Regions from separate parts of the Mus musculus genome. Here region 1 is linked to region 2. A link is a loop called in an ENCODE intact Hi-C map of the cell type or tissue named here. Cell type or tissue: heart. All regions are shown on one strand.

Region 1 (8,000 bases), 88 kb after region 2:
GGCGGGGGCGGCTGGTGTGGGCGCCTCCCACTACCCTTGCCTGTCTCTTCCAGCGTTCCGGGGGCGGGATCGTCCAGGGATTGGGGGGCGTCTGGGACAACATGTTTAGTGGGGTCCCGTACACTTGAGTCCTGCAGGACTGTTGATCTGCTTAGGGTCGGGTCTGCTTATCTCTGGCCTCCTAGAAGGTCTCTGGGTCGCCTAATGTGTGCTGCGGTCGCACGCGCCCCTCTTGGGAGCCTGCAGCTAACAGTGAACTGGGCCCCGGTGCTGAGCGTCCCCTTGGGCGCCACTGGAACCCGGTGCCTTCACCTTTCTAAAAACCCAACCCCGCTGGTTTTCTGTCTCACAGTCTCCAAAGAGGCTCTGGGAGGGAGAAATGCCCCTTGCCACCCCATTATCACCTTCAGCCTTGCTCCTGTCCATCCAACTGCACTAGTCTATAAAGCTTAAGAAAAACCTTGAAGCGTCTATGTGGTAAGAGCTCAGGGGTCTCTGAAGGACCCACAGCCACTGCTTCTGAGCAATTAGCAGGGGCAAAAATAACTACGTTCAGCAACATTCAGGACACGGACCCAAGCTGCCTAGCCTTTCCCCTTCTGAGTTCCAGGTTTTCCTTGAGCAGGTACCTGGTGTCTTGTGTCACTTGGAAGAGGGAGGTGCTGGTGAGAAGGTAGAGACTTCTGTAAGCCTTTTCAAGCCCGTCGCCCCATTGCTTTCTCCATAGGGTTTCTGGGAACCCTGAGCCACTATTTTGTTACCGCAGGCACAGAGATTTCCCAGGCCAGGTATTTTTGAAGACCAGGTGGCTCCGTGGATGTACCACCCAGCTCTGCCTTCATCCACAGCCTCCCCTCTACTGATCCTCTGTGCCTCCGGGGTAGAACTAGGGGTTTGCGGTGGCCCCAGAAAGTCTTTGTAGGCTAAAGAGAGGCAAGCAGGCCCTTGTCAGTCCCCATCCGGTTCGGCCTGCCGCCCCCCTTTTATGCATCCCATCTTGCAAATGCAAACACGGAGTAATATATATATATATATATATATATATATATATATATATATATATGGTTAGGGGAGTCCATCTCAGCCCTTCAAGTGCTGAGCAATATAGAGAAGAACTGGTTCCAAGGAGACAGTCTCAGCCCTCCTCAGAGTAGACTTCCTGAGCTCATAGGTGAGTCTCCTCACAAATTCTGTTCCCCGCTGTTTTGATCCACCCAGACCTGGAGGTGAGGGAGGAATCTGTCTTACAGGCCCAAGGATTGAAGCTCAGGGCAGAGCTGTAGCTCTGCAGGTAGTGTTGGATGGATGGATGGGGGCCACCTGACTGAGCCATTAGACTATCTTCCACCTTTGGTGGCTTCACCTGCCAACCGATGGTAGCTTTTATCTGTCAGTGATTTGGCAGGCAATAGCTCTTTTCAGTCCCACTGGAGAGTGGGCCCATGAAGGGGGAAATGGGGTAGACGGACTCCAGTGTCCAAGGGGTTGACAAAGGCCAACCCCTTGCTTTCTCTGTGTGCTTGCTGAGGGGCCTTTAGAATGACTTGTCTTTTTTTTTTTTTTTTCATTGCTTCAAGCTGACAAAGGTGATATCTGTTTGCTCACAGAATTTACTTCATGTGTGGAGCATATGAGATACTCAGGAGTGTTTATTCTTGAGTGTATCGACGAGTAAATGCCTAAACAGATGGAAAGCGAAGGATGGGCTCCCCTGGAAAAGGAAGGGCCCTCTCTTCACTATGGACACAAGACTTTGAAAATAAGTTTGAGTCACAAGACACAGGTAGGGATCAGGAAGCAGTCTGTCAGTAGATCCTGGGTTTTAGTTCCTCCCAGGTGTGGTGTGTGTGTGTGTGTGTGTGTGTGTGTGTGTGTGTGTAGGGCCGAGCACCTGAGTTGTAACAGGGTTAGGGAGCCTCCAGAGATGAACCTTATTGATTCACCATCTGTGAATCACCTCCCTCACCCTCAGTGGACACCAGCGCGGCCTCTCCCCCCCCACCCCCCAAAAGGTCCCAGGTCTCCCAGGTTTTACTCCTACATTTGAACTCTGCTTCCCACTTCTGAGAGACAGAATTCTTTTACATGTGAAAACTCCTATGGATTCAGAAGAGCTTCACCTAGCTCTTCAGGATCCTTCTGGTCTCCCCAAAATGTCCTGTCTTTGGGAGGGGGGCGAGGATAGATGTGCCTCCCCCACAGTGGGCACCCAGAGCAGGCGGTGACTGACAGATGCAAATGTGCCATCGGGCTCCCGCAGGCCGCTCTCCCTCCCTCCCTGGCTAGCCTGCCTCCCGGCCAGCTCCCTCCTTCCTTTATCTTATCAAAGCCCCGTAATTACAATTGCTATTTTGTTTCCTCGAATCTGCAATCAGAGCTCCCTCGCCTAGATGAGGGAGCGCCTGTCATCCTGATCTCTGAGTGACAGCCTGGCCACCTTTCCCTGCCGCCCCCACACTCCGCAAACACAAACACACACATGCACACACTCCCTCCTGCAAACACAAACACACACTCTTTGCCAACACAAACGGCTCTCTCTGCAAACACGCGGTCGCCGGGACCCAAACTCGCCCCTCAGATTCACACCCAGGCCACCATGCCTGCAGGTCACAGCCTTGCGCGCCTCCAGTGCCCAGCGTTCAAAGTGACACAGACTCTGTCAGGATGGTTCAAATGCAAATCTCTGCAACTGCGTTAGCCGCTTCTAACCAAGACAGAAAGCTGCCGTCCTGTCCTTCGTGTCTGTCCCCATACCCCATATCGGGTAGCTTTTCTTTCAGCATTGTCCAGACACCATCATATGCCTACATCGCACAAGTTCTCTGAGGCCAGATAATTGGCAGCACTCCTGTTGTGTGCCGAGAGTGCAGAAAAGGGCTATCCCGAAAAGGTGTGATCTGGAAAGAAGGAAAAAACAATTCCCAGGTCTGTCTGCACGGCGCCGCAAGGGGCCGGGGAAAACTCCTGAACTAGAAGGCAAATGTGGATTGGGCTCCCACTGCGGGCAGGGCTGTGCTCGACGTCCACCCGCCAGGAAAACAGGCCAGAAATACAATGGGCGATCAGTGGAGTCACAGGGGGTACACTGATGGTGGGGGAGTATGAGCGTGGGCTAGGCGAGTGAGTTTGGAAGGTTTCCGGAGATGGCCGCACTTAACGCACGCACGTGAGAAAGAGTTGGCGGCAGGAGCCGAAAGGAGGCAGGAAAAGTGAGTGCCCCCAACTAACTCCTCTCCTCTAGCATGGGCGCTTCGTGTGAACGAAAACACATTTGCACTCAAAACTTAAGTGACTTATTCCCTCCTATCCTGCCTTAAATTTAGCTATCATTGAACCCACATAGAGCTGTACGACCACGAGCAGTTTTAAACACGCCCACCAGAGGGCGCTAGTTCCACCTTCCCCTCCCATTCGATCCTCTGCTAATGGCTCCTAGCCAGGGCCGTGGTGGAAACACCTGGAGGTAAGGTCCGGGACTCTAGAAAAGGCACCCGCGACCCTGACCCCTGAAACACAGACAGGCATCTTTCACTTGAGAAAAAGGGAGTCTGAAAACTTACCCCTAATTCCTCGCATAGATGGGGGAACACTTGTACAGTCAGGAGGAACCCCTACCCCATGAAGCCCAAGCGGGATACCAGTTCCTGATTTTCTTGTCTCCTGTGCTACCACACCTGGGTTAGGTACCGCTTTCTCTACTGTAGGGGACACTCTTGAAGTTAATGGCCTGAACTCAAACCAGCCCCCTACTTGTTGGTCAGCTGGTGTGAATTGGCCTGAATCTCAGGCCCTGTTCTCTGTCAGTCTTCAGCTTGTCTGGGGAAGTAACCTTTTGTTTGTTTGTAGGACACTGATCCCCACCCATCCCAACCCATCAACACTGCTGAACTGCTGACCCCGGGGGTGCACAGTCCTCACACAAGCAACCCCTTTTTCTCTTCCTGGCATAACAGTAGGCAGGCCCAAGAACCACCTCGGTCTAGGGATAAGACAGTATGGCAGAGTGCTGGGGGCAGGGGGGGTAACCCCTCAGCCGAGGTTGATTCCCAGGGGCTCTTTCTGCCCCCATATGCCAGGCCACCCGGATTCTGGTTTCCCTGTCACCCAATCTGGCCAGTTCCCTCCATCTGGCCCTGGGAATCAGGTTTCTAAGGGCCCTGAACCTACCTCGAAAGACCAAAGGAGCAGAGACTGGTCCCCACCCCTCACAGGCCCTCTCCCTGGGCCTAGCCCCTCATGGGGCTCGAGATGCATTCCTCAGGTTTCTTAAGTCCACTTATCTGTCCCCCTGCCCATCAGCCTGAGTGCTGACAGAGGCCCAGACCCCTTGTTTGGAAGCTGATAACCTCCTGTGACGGCCCTCCCCCACTTGCAGGAACATGGAACAGGCTGGAATGAGAGGTCCCCTCTGCAAGCAAGGCCGAGGAACTTAGGCCTGCTTTGGGCCCAAAGCCCTGGGGAATCGGATCCCACATCTCACCAACTCAAGAGCTAGGTCAACCTTTGTGCGGCCACAGTGCCACCTGGTGGTCCCTGGGGAAATGTCATCTCAGCATTGAAAAAGCCACACAAGGATTGCAAAACAACCAACCGTACACCACTTTATTTAGATATTTATCAAAAAAAGTACAAAGTGTTAAAAATGTGTTCTGAACTTCATGTTCTTTTGTTTTTTGTTTTTTGTTTTTTTTTTTGCAGTGCTGGGGACTGAATCTGGGTTAGGTGGGTCAGAAGAGGTGTTCAAAGGTTGTCCCACCCCAATAGAAAAGGGAAGCCTCAGGAACCACAGTCCATCCCTCCCTCCCACCCCCTATTCTCTTCATCGAGAAAACCATTCTTGAACTTGTCCAGGAACATACGGAGCATGGCACCTGTAGCAAGCAGTTACCTGATCTGAGAAAAGCAAGAATGAAGTCAGAGTCTTCCTCCTCACCTGCTGCCCCTAAACTTCCCAGATCCTTCGGGAATCCCACCAACCGACCCCACCCTCCACCCACACACTCACCAGGGGGCTAAGGCCTGCCCCTGTGCTTCTTGGCAGGAAGGATGCCACACAGCTTAATTTCATCTTCTTCGCTCTCATCATCACTTTCTTCTTCAGAAAGGTCGTTGTTTATACAAACTGGTGGATACACAAGGATAGAGCCACTCATTCAGCTGCTAGGCTGACAGGGAACCTCATCTCCCAGAGTCCCCAAGTCTAGATGGAAAAGAGCCCACCCACCTCGCTGGAGTTGGACCCCTGGGGCAGGCAGGGTACAGCAAGTTCCCAGGCCTGAAGGAGGCAGTGGGAGGCACAGAATACTGGAACCATAGCCTGAGATGCAGGACACACTAGGAGATGAGACTGGGGTAAGTCGGGAGTGGAGAGGGCCCACTCTTCTCACCGATCTGATGCCGGCCAGTGATCCGAACTGGGCCAGAACCGGACTTCAGGCGGAAGGTGACAGGTGGTTGGAGTTGGAAATCATCCACACTGAGCTGGAAGACAAGAATGACGGGCTGAGCCGTGCTGGCCCACCCACTTGGAGATCAATACCGAAGTTCTCAGTCCCACCAGACTCCGAGAGGAATGAACGGCTCCAACTCACCATGGGCTGGCAAGACAACCTGAGGTTGGCCACAGGAACTGCAATCTCCTGATTGTCGTGATCCCGGGCCACAACTTCCACCACATTACACTCGTCCGTGGCCCCCTCGGTAAGGCACAGCTGAAAGGCAGGCAGAACCTCAGCGTCTCAAGTGAGGGAGGGCTGACACCAAAGCCAAGGCGTCTTACCCCAAAATCGGCCTAGTCCCAGTGGCACCGGATGCGGGGACCAGAGGGTGGAGGAGAGGGGCGACAGGCGGAGTGTCGGCTAGCCCCCCGCATCTCCAACTCCCTCTGCGGCCCCTTACCATGTTCAACGCCAGCACGTGCTCCGTGTCATCCTCCTCCTCAACCTTGAAAGTGAAGGAGCGGGTGTGGCCGGAGAGCTCACAACCTGCAAGAGCCAGCGAGTGTCGCCTGGGTACACGCGTGGAGGGGACAGCGCGCGAGGACGCTCCACAAACTCCGCTGTCCCCTCCACCCGGCCATGTGCCGCGGCGGCGGGGGGGGAACCGGCCGCTTGCTCGCCCAGAACACGTGGACGGGCATCCCACTCGGGAAGAACCGGTTAGGGCGAGCGAGCGAGGAGCCCTCGGCCCACAGCTGCGCCCGGCCACAGCGGCGCCCGGCCGCCTTCCTCGGCCACGCCTCACCCGCCCCGTACCACTCTGCCACTCCCGCGTTCAATACCGAAGAAGAAACTGTCCATTGTGACCGGGGCCGGGACCCTCAGGCCCCCGACGCCCCCAGCTCGGGCTCGGCTCTCTTGGTTCAAGAACGCTAAAGCAGCCGCCGCGCCGGCCGCCATGCTGAAACGGCCGTGAGCGCCCCGCCCCCCGCCTCAGCCAGTTCCGGTCCCGCCCATTAAAGGAGCCGCGCTCGCCACACGAAGCAGGGAGGAGCAGTCGTCGCCTCTTCCACGAGGACAGGTAACAAGGCCCCAGAAGAAATCTCCACGAGGGCTTAAAGTTAGCGTCCACTCACTGAAGCCCCTTCTTCCAACCCGGGGATATATACATACAGATGTTAGTGTAAACCTTTCGTATCTCCTTTTTCAGTAAACTTGGGGTACGGAGCAGCCATTTTTACTCACACCCCCCCCCCCCCCCCCCCCCCCCCCGCTTCCTGATCATGCTGGAGGCTTGACAGCCAAGACCTAAACTCAGATGTGGAGATCAACTACTGTTCATAGTACAGCCTCCTCTTTAGGCGACCCACCCCCCCCCTCCACCACCAAAATTCCTTTATCTAAGGAAATGAAGCCATGTTCCAGTGAGGAACTCTGTGACACCCCCCCCAACTTCACACAAATTTTACCTGTAGTAAACAGAGCAACTTACTTAAAAACAAAAACAAATGTACTTTTCTGAGAAAAATCTTTGCTGTGGAAGGCAGGAGGGCAGGGCTGTCTTCAATCCAGCCTACACTGAAATAGCTTCGGATACCTAAGGGATCAAGAGATGTGAGGGAAAAAAAGGGAGAACCCAGAGAAAAAGCAGCACAGCACACATTCACTTCAAGTTTTATTGTGCCTCTTGCATGGTCTGCAGATAGGTTTACAGTTCGTTTTCTATAGGAACTGAGCTGTGATCTAAACAATGAAATGTTATTCCAACATTAATAAATATTCATAACCATGGAAGATGGCAGAGCACTTTATCCTACAGCAATGACAGTAGAGACCTGGACATGTTTTCACTTATGTCCAGAAGATCATCCCATGTGATTATTGAAAGCCAACATTAAACAAAAAGCAACTTGTTCAATTCCTGATTCCGTATGAAACTCTGAAACGCTCTGAATAAAACCTTGTAATTCTCACTGAGGCATGAGATGGATTCAGAACGCTAAGGAACATTAAACGGTCTTAATATCTAGTAACAATTTTGCCCCTCACCCCAGCCTTCAAAACCAACCTTGACTTAGGTTTCACAGCACATCCTATCGCAAAGGTTCGCACCCTAAGGAGGCGGCACATTTCAGCACACTCTTGGGCCTCTGGTTCTTGGGCCTCCCTGGGTCCACTCTATATAGTGCTAAAAGACTACCTCACAAGCTCACACTGGAGTTCTAGAAAGGAAAATGTTTCAAGCTCCCTCTTCTCTCTCCCCCCTCAGCTCAAAGTTCAAAAGCTATGTAGAACTGGAGGAAAGCAAGGTAACAAAAGACTGTTGAAAATCTATGACGTTACTAGATAGCTAGCCATGATTAAAGAATAATAATCCTGCAGACACTATGTGCCAGCTTCATGCTCAAAACCCTTAAATTCACCAAATCTAAATTAAAATAACATGAAGTTTTCAGAATCTCTGATTAAAAGAAAAAGTATACATATTGTTAACATATACTTATTCTTTCTTTTAAAAATTAGATACAAACATGCAAGAATTAAGGACTGATTCGATTA
Region 2 (8,000 bases):
TCTCTGACCTCCCCAAGCATCCACACTCATATACACAGACCCACACACACCATAATTAAAAATAATATATATATATGTATATATATATGTATATTAAAAAGACAAGACAATAAGACCTTTCTAAAACAACTAAGGCATCAGTCCCTTGGAGGACTAAGGAGAGGGTGGTCCCTCCCAGGTAAGGAAGAAAGTATATAAAAGCAAAAAAACAAAAACAAAAACAAAAAAACCCTACTAAGCTACTTTTGAGTTGCTAATTGTTTTCTAAAAACCAGAGTTTAGGCCTTAAAGACCAATCAGCAATGCCCACCACTCAGTTAGGACACTTCATGCGATTCCCTCCACCGGGGTGGGGAGCACTCTTAGGTGCGACCATTTTAAAACAAACAAACACACTCTGCTTATCTGCGTCTATCTCACCACTCGGGATGTTAATCACCACTGAAATAGATACCCACATCCTCCAGCCTCAAAGAGCTCCCAAGGCTGCAGGACCGCCAAAGGAATGAGCCTGCATGCCAGGGCAAACACCTCAGGAGCTCCACTCCTGAAACCCCTATTGTTAATGCTAGGCACATCTATCACAGGCTAATGTAAAACAGCGCCCAGGAAACTGTCCACGGGACATTTAAAAGGCCACCCCCTTGAGAATATGTAACACTAACACAAAGAAGGGGATCAAGCTAGCTTTGGCAGAAACTGAACGTGTTCCTTAACCGGGTTTCTATGCAGATTTCCCCTTTCTTTATTCTAATTTTCGGTATCAGAGTTTACAGACAGCACCTCTGTCCCCAGCCCTCATCAGTGTGCTCCATGCATACAGCCTGCATCACGTGTGGACAGAGCGCACGGCCATTGCTTTGTGCGCACTGACTTAATACTCGTCACATTCTGCAACTCACAAGTCTGCTGTATGAAACACTACCTTGATTTTTATTATTATAACCAAGATATTTCTTCTCCCCCAGGCTTCATAAAGCTTTCAAACAAAACAAATTTGAAATCAGATGACTGATTCAAACTACCTTTTGTTTCCTCAAAAAGGGGGGGGGGCGGGGAGGGGGACGGTGGAGAAGGAAAAACCCACTTAGGATACTTCTTAGTGTTCACTGTTTGGGCAAGGGGCCTAAAGGGAAGCAAATTATTTGTTTGTGGTTTCTAAGTGGCTCAAATGCCTTCAAGCACAAGTATAAACCATTAACCAATCAGAAGGAACCAAAGCAGCTCATCTTACTCAACAAAGCTACCATCAGTTAGGAACAGCTAACCTGAGCAGGGCTTGCCCTGGGCCGGAAGGTCAGTAAATCTTGGCAGTTAGTGTTTCTGAAAATCAGAAGGCCCTTAAAGCTGTAAGTGCAGTCCCTCTGCCCACAGGCTCTGCTGTCATGTTTGTGAAACCATTCAAGATGTCTTGTGTGTGTTTGTGTGTATGTGTCCCTCCTGTCGTTAGGCAGTACTTCCAAATCAAACCATGCCCACTTCTGACATAGGCAGAATAAAGGGGGACAGCGGAAAATGAAAAGTCCTCATGGAAGGCCTTCTAGCAGTAAGCACAGTCACAACTCATTTGACAGAATGGTGGTCTTCCTAGTCTTTAAGAAGATAAAACTAAGAGTTTTGTACTGCTAACTACTTGAGTGTCTGTTGTGCAGTCAGTCCAAAGCATGAACAGCCACCTTATGCAAGCAGCTATGTTCTGCACTCAGGGTGAAGGTGCCCTGATGCTCTGAACGGACTAAGGTACATGGCCTTATCTCTTCAGGGATGACAACTGCCTCTCTTGGGGTTTATGAAGTCTCTGCAGCTGTCCAGAAGCAGGCCACACTGGTAAATGCTCTCCACCTGCTACAACAGGCATAATTTCTCCCCTCAACCCAGAAAACAGAGCAGTGACCCTTGCTCTTTATCAACTGCCACGGCAGCACAACTCCTCTGGAAGGACAATGCTTCATGCTAGGACACACATATCTAATAACGGGAAAGCAGAACAAATACCATTTGGCAGACTCTAAGTACTTTATACTATAAATTCATTTTCATTTTATCAGTCTCGATTTCTCGCTTTTAGAATATCAGAAAGGAAAACAAAAATAAACATCGACTCTTTCATTCTCTACTGTAAGGAGCAACAGAAAGCCAAACTTTGCTTTGGTTGGCTTGAATCCCAGGCATTTTAGCCAACTTCTATTATAGTTCAATATTCCTTCAATGAGTTACTCTGTCCAAGCACATGATCCGTCTAAAAGAAAAAAGCCTTTCTGAAACCCAGTACTATAGACAGTGAATATATGCCGTTAAGAACATAAAGAGAAGAAAAGCACATAAAATGTTTACAAGTAAACTTTACTACAGACTACTAGAGAGGCAAACATATAATTCTGGTTCTTTTCCCTTTGGGTTAAAAAAGTTATTCAGATAAAAAAAGCGGGGGGGGGGAATACTCATATTTACAGGTGATAAGACTACATACACATAAAATGCAAAGGAATCATTATCAACAAATTATATTAGAATAGAATACTTTAAACAAGACAATCATGTTGAAAACTTACTAAAGGATGACACATTAGAAAGCATGCAGAAAAAGTGCCTTTCTAATAAACATAGAGCACACAGGAACAAATCAGTAATAAATAAAAAATGGTATGTTAGAACTTTATAGTGAAAACCACAAAAATCCTTAAAAAGGCATAGAATGGTTTTGGTCATGAACTGCAAGCTGAACAATGATGCTGACATTTTAACACAGCAAGTATAATCTAACCCTAGCAGATATCACACTCTATCAAGGAGCAACATGCTTAAAATATTATGGAAATGAGAAGATAAGCCAGGAGAAAAATGTGAGAGTTCAGATATAAAGTGAATATACAAATGTATGTGTGTATTCAACATACAGCAATGTAAGCGTTCTAAAACAAAATGGGGGGGGGGGGGGAATTGCTTAGCCAAAGGTGTAGCAATAACTGAGCAACCATTTAGAGAAAAATATAATAAGAGAATTTCACTCCTTACACCAAAACAAGTGCTACTGACATTGAAATGCCATTAAAAAAAAAAAAAAGTTAACAAAAAACTAGTTGGCAATCAAATTTGTCAGGCTTGTGGAAAGATTATAAATTTCTCAGGTAAAGGGGGGAGGAGCAGATTCTAATGAAACATAAAATTCTAATAACAATAAAATTAAAAATTGACTGGAAAATGTACCTCTATCATCAAAGATGACAGACAAGAGTCAAACATTTATGACCCAGAAAAATTCCAAATTTATAACAAAAACACCAAGACCCCAGAGACAAGGAGTAGGAAGAAACAGTCTCACAGGTGAAACAGACACATGGCAAAATATTTATCCTGGCTAGCGCAGAGCGATACAAAATAACAGAGCTTTGGCTACTATCACTCACCCACTAAAGATGTGGTTTAATTCTCTCATCAAACCGGCTCACTCATTCTTTGCTGGTATACTGTGACCTCTGCCCATCAAAACCTTTAATCCAATAGTGGCTACCTTGAAATTTTTATTCTAAGGAGTTAATTCAAGACAAATTATGTCATGGCGTATGACATACCTCCAAATCTATTACATCATTCATTAAGCATTCATTCTGTTAGGATGGGGAAGTGGGGTGGGGGGTGGGGGGTAGTAGGGTTAGGGGGTGTGCAACTGAAAAACTTTTAAAATGGAAATAGGAGTGCATCAAATGATCATTTCTTACGGTTTTTTAAAACTTTATTATATTCGCATATGTTACAACAAAGCAAGAGCAGGGTGCAGTCTGAAAGCGTTTATCCTGACCAGTTCTGTGACTGTCATACACGCTCTCCCCTTCCTGTTTAACAGCCTGAGTGTTTTAGGAATGGTTTGCATCCACGGGTCTCAGATATTACTAGGTCAAACTGCCTATCTTGGATACCGCCTACCCCAAATCCAACTTGATGCCTCACACAGACATCTTTTGTGGGTCCTTCCACCTGAATTAAGTCCTAAAATAGGTTGACAATGGAACTGAAAGGTTTTTTTGTTTGTTTTTGTTTTTGTTTTTTTAAGGTTCTGAGCCCTTTTCTGCACATTTAATTTGATCTGAGCCCTGAAACCTAACAACCTTTGAGAGGGTGGGCAGGACGAAAGGCCACAAAAACCACGTTGGTGGACCTGGGCCTGGGCCCTAGAACCAGCAGGAGTCACCCTTCAGGTCCTGTCTGTCGCACAGGACACAGGGCAAGGAACCCAGGGAGCCAAACCTTTGGGAATACTCATTTTAGGATGGCTAACTGTGAGTAGCCGCCCACGGGGGAGGGTGCCGACTGAGGAATGCTCTCCGGAAGTTTCCTCGGGTTGGGGAATCTTGAAGAGGGGTGACACCAGTATTCCTCGAGGGTGCTGGGGGAGGGGAGAGGGAGGGGGTGGGGGGCAAGTCTGGGCTTCAGTATTCCGGGTGCCACACGGTCCCGAGCCGACCAGGCCTCGGCGCCCCGCCCTTTCCCAGGACGCTGGCCGGCCCGGGGCGGGGAGCGGGCGGGCGAGCGGGCGCTTACAGGTCGGTGCCGAGCCGCGTGAAGCCGGTGTTGAGCGAGGCCCGGGCTATCGGGCGCCAGAGCAGGTCGCAGCTGGTGAAGCGCCGCAGCCAGCGGCAGACTTGGGCCAGGCGGCCGAGGGCCCGCGTGTCGAGGTAGGAGCAGATGAGCAGCAGCAGCTCCTCCGGCAGGCGCCAGAGCGCGGGCCCCGCGGCCGGACGGGTGGCCGGCTCCACGGCCGCCGCTGCGGCATCCTCCGCCGCGTCCTCCGCCATGGCCGTCCGGGTTCCCGGGATGCCGCCGCACGCCTGAGGTCCCTGCTCCTGTCCTCTCTCCAGGCTGTCGTCCTCCCGCCGCCCGGCCCCGACCCTCCGCTCCTCCTTCCCCGGCTCTGCGCTGCCCTCATCCCGCTTCCCGGAGCTTCTCGGCCTTTCCTCCTCGCCTCCCTCGCCTTCCTGTCCCCGGCCTGCCTCAGCCGCCGGCCCCGCTGCCTTCCTCTCCGGCTGCAGGCCCGGCTTTCCTTCCGCCCCGCTTCCTCTTCCGCCGTGCCCGGTACCTGCTTTCCCCTTCCCTTTCCCTTTCCCTTGCTTTCCCCGCGCGACCCTCGCCTCCTGCAGTTTCCTCGCCTCCCCGCCCTCGCCTTCCCTGGGCCCGCGGTTCCCGGGGGGACCCGAGCGGCCCTGGCTGCTCATGAGCGGCCGCGGGGCCGGCTCGACGCACAGCCGAAGACGCCACCGCCTCCTCGAGAGGAGGCGACACCACGTCGGACCGGGTCACATGGGGCGGCGCGGGCCCAAGCCGAGACCCGCCCCTCACGCCTGTATTTCGGGGTGCGAACCCCAACCTGGTCACTGACATCCCCATCTTCTGGAGCACCAGGAACATCTAGTTGAAGCGTGTGTCTTCAAGACCGGATGGAGAAAGCGAGCTTGATGGCTCTCGTCTGTGATCCCGGCATGAGGCTAAGGCAGGAGGATGGCCATGAGTTCAAGGCCGGCCTGGCCTACAGAGCAAGAGACTGTCCAAATTAAAAAGACAGAGACAGACAGACAGACAGATTGCTGAAAGGTTCACAGAAAACTCCCACCTACGTCACAAGAGGAGCCTGTGGCTTCAGGAACTATCAAAGTTGAGCCTCTGCCCTCAAGGGGCCTTTTGGTCCCATGAGGCTTCCTCTTCCCCAGGTTGATGCCTTCTTTCCACAAGCCACAAACCAGATTCTTAAAAAAATGCAAGCCAGACGTTAGAAAGTTCCATTGCCCTTGGTCTCACGAAGGATGTCAACCAAGGTCCTGTAGGTTGTCCCAGTATGATTCGACAACAATGAGGGAGGTAAAACCAACCTTCTAGATCCTGAGTCCGCAGCTCCCAAACGAAGCAGCACGTGGCCAAGCAGGGGTTTTTTAGTAGCCGTTACATAGGCAGAGCTGAATCTACAAGATTACTAGGGATCCGTTTCCCATACCACCCACTGGATCCACCTGAACCAATCTAAGCTTCAGAAGTACAGATCGATGCTGTCCCATTGGATCTGTGGGGCCACTTTAATCACATGTGGCTTCTTTCTGTGTGTGTGAAAGGCAGGGTCTCCAGGTCTGAGCGTGCTGTAAGCATAAGTGAGGTACACAGCTGATTTTGAAGAGCTAGACAGGAAAAAGAATGTGAGATGTCTTACATAATTCTAAACTACATGTTAATTATTAGTAGTCTGGACATACTGAACTGAATTCAGTATATTTCGTATAATTGTTAGAAATCTTTGTATTCCGTGTTATTTCTCTATTAGACAGCACTTAGGAAGTAAGACTTAGGAGAGCCAGGCGTGGTAGAACATGCTAATAGTCCCAGAGCTGAGGAGCCAGAGGCAGGCAGATCTCAGGCCAGCCAGGGCTACATACTGAGACCCTGTCTCCAAAAGGGGGGAAAAAGGCAAAATAAGTTTCCTTTTCTTGACTCTATATAAGAACCAAGGAGTGGTGGGACACACCTGTAATCCCAGCACTTTAGGAGGCAGTGAAATCACAATTTAAAGGCCAGCCTGGTCTGTCTGTAGTCAGACTGTCTTGAAAACAACCCAAAAATCCATATAAAAATGATTGAAGATTTTTTCTTTTGTATCTATACCTTTTAACATTTTTAAGGACCAGGAATGAGTAAGACGTTGGTTCTGAAAACCACTGGAAACCTAGCACAGAAGGGTTGCAAAAGCATCATGTAACAAGGTCAGACCGGAATCTGGAATTGCCCTAGAATTACTTTTTGATCTTAACAAAACAACAACAAAAACCCCGCCTACCTTGGCCCTTTAGTGTTCTGGGTCTGTAGAGGAGATCAATGCATGCTTTACTTTGGAAGGGTAAATGACATGATCCCTGTAAAATGCTTTGAACTCCTCTAAGAAAATTCTCAGTGATAGTTACAGGTCAAATCCTGTTACAAAAACACACGTGCACACATCCCCTTAGAAAACACAACAAAGGCTTCGTGCAGAAAACAATTTCCAAATTCGAAGGCCATGGTTTAGAAGAGTATTTGGGTATAATAATGGTTGGTATGTAAATGAAATGGCAAAAGGCATATCTTAATACAACCAAAGAGTCTAGCTTGTCACTTTAGAGATCACTATAAATTGGCTTAGTCTCATGTATGATACTGACTGTTAGAAGTCTGTTAAAGTAGAGGCATTGTAAGTTGAAGTGATGGTATCGTTAGGTCAGCAATTATGCATTTGTGTGCTGTGAACCACTCAGACAAGAAGACAAGGATGGATATAATGCGTGGTTTCAGAACCCTATTTAAATTGACATAATTTTAACTTGTAATTCACAGAATAGTTCATCCGTGTTGATTGTACCTACTGTTTACTAAAAGACCTAGAGGCAAAAAAAAAAAAAATTTTTTTTATATATCTAGCCCAGTAAAATGACAGGATTAAAATACACAATTAAATGAACACATCTTACCCATTATACCATATTGCTTTCATTGAGATACAAACTAAACTATCACTTAAAAATATCAGATTGCAGAGGCTGAGGGGACAGCCCTGTCACTGAAGTGTAGACCTGAGTTGATCCTCACCCCTATAATCCCAGCACTACATAGGTAGAGACGAGGATATCTAGGGCTTAATGTCCAGCCACATTTGCAAGCTTTAGATTCAGTGAAGATCATGTCTCAGAAATAGAGACCAAATGAGGAAGGCACCTGACATCGACCTCTGGCCTCTTTACACACACACACACACACACACACACACACACACACACACACACACCTGTGCACACACACATGTACAGGAACATGTGCACACAGACACACAAATCAAGTCGCCAGCCAGCTGTGCTACTACATACCTATAATCACAGTACCCTGGAGGTGGAGGCAGGAGAGCTGGAGAGTTTGAATCCAGCCTGGGTTACCCAGTCAGTAAATAAGTGTTTTGTTTTAATCCTGGGGATTGAACCCAGTGCCTCCCTCAC

Evidence for each region. Peaks named below come from ENCODE experiments on the same cell type or tissue, not always from the same donor. Only the 100,000 strongest peaks of a DNase experiment are listed, where the experiment ranks them.
Region 1: a loop joins it to region 2, with 2.4 times the contacts of the local background. A loop is called at or near these places in 8 of 42 quality-filtered maps.

What each region holds. Positions count from the first base shown.
Region 1 is chr19:45,743,156-45,751,155 of GRCm38, forward strand. It overlaps Npm3 (nucleoplasmin 3), which reads right to left and starts at 6,410. Exons shown (of 6, transcript NM_008723.2): 1 at 6,284-6,410; 2 at 5,902-5,987; 3 at 5,595-5,714; 4 at 5,391-5,484; 5 at 5,009-5,125; 6 at 4,579-4,896. The coding sequence starts at 6,401. The coding sequence ends at 5,016. Oga (O-GlcNAcase) reads right to left here. Exons shown (of 16, transcript NM_023799.4): 16 at 7,100-8,000. In heart, CTCF peaks have their summits at 3,384 (motif pointing right) and 4,531 (motif pointing left); DNase peaks (open chromatin) are centred at 3,386, 4,306, 5,876 and 6,446; H3K4me3 peaks cover 4,033 bases; H3K27ac peaks cover 1,934 bases; H3K27me3 peaks cover 3,622 bases.
Region 2 is chr19:45,655,237-45,663,236 of GRCm38, forward strand. Fbxw4 (F-box and WD-40 domain protein 4) reads right to left here and starts at 4,957. Exons shown (of 9, transcript NM_013907.2): 1 at 4,540-4,957. The coding sequence starts at 4,793. In heart, a CTCF peak has its summit at 4,178; DNase peaks (open chromatin) are centred at 4,415, 4,535 and 5,225; H3K4me3 peaks cover 2,111 bases; H3K27ac peaks cover 2,752 bases.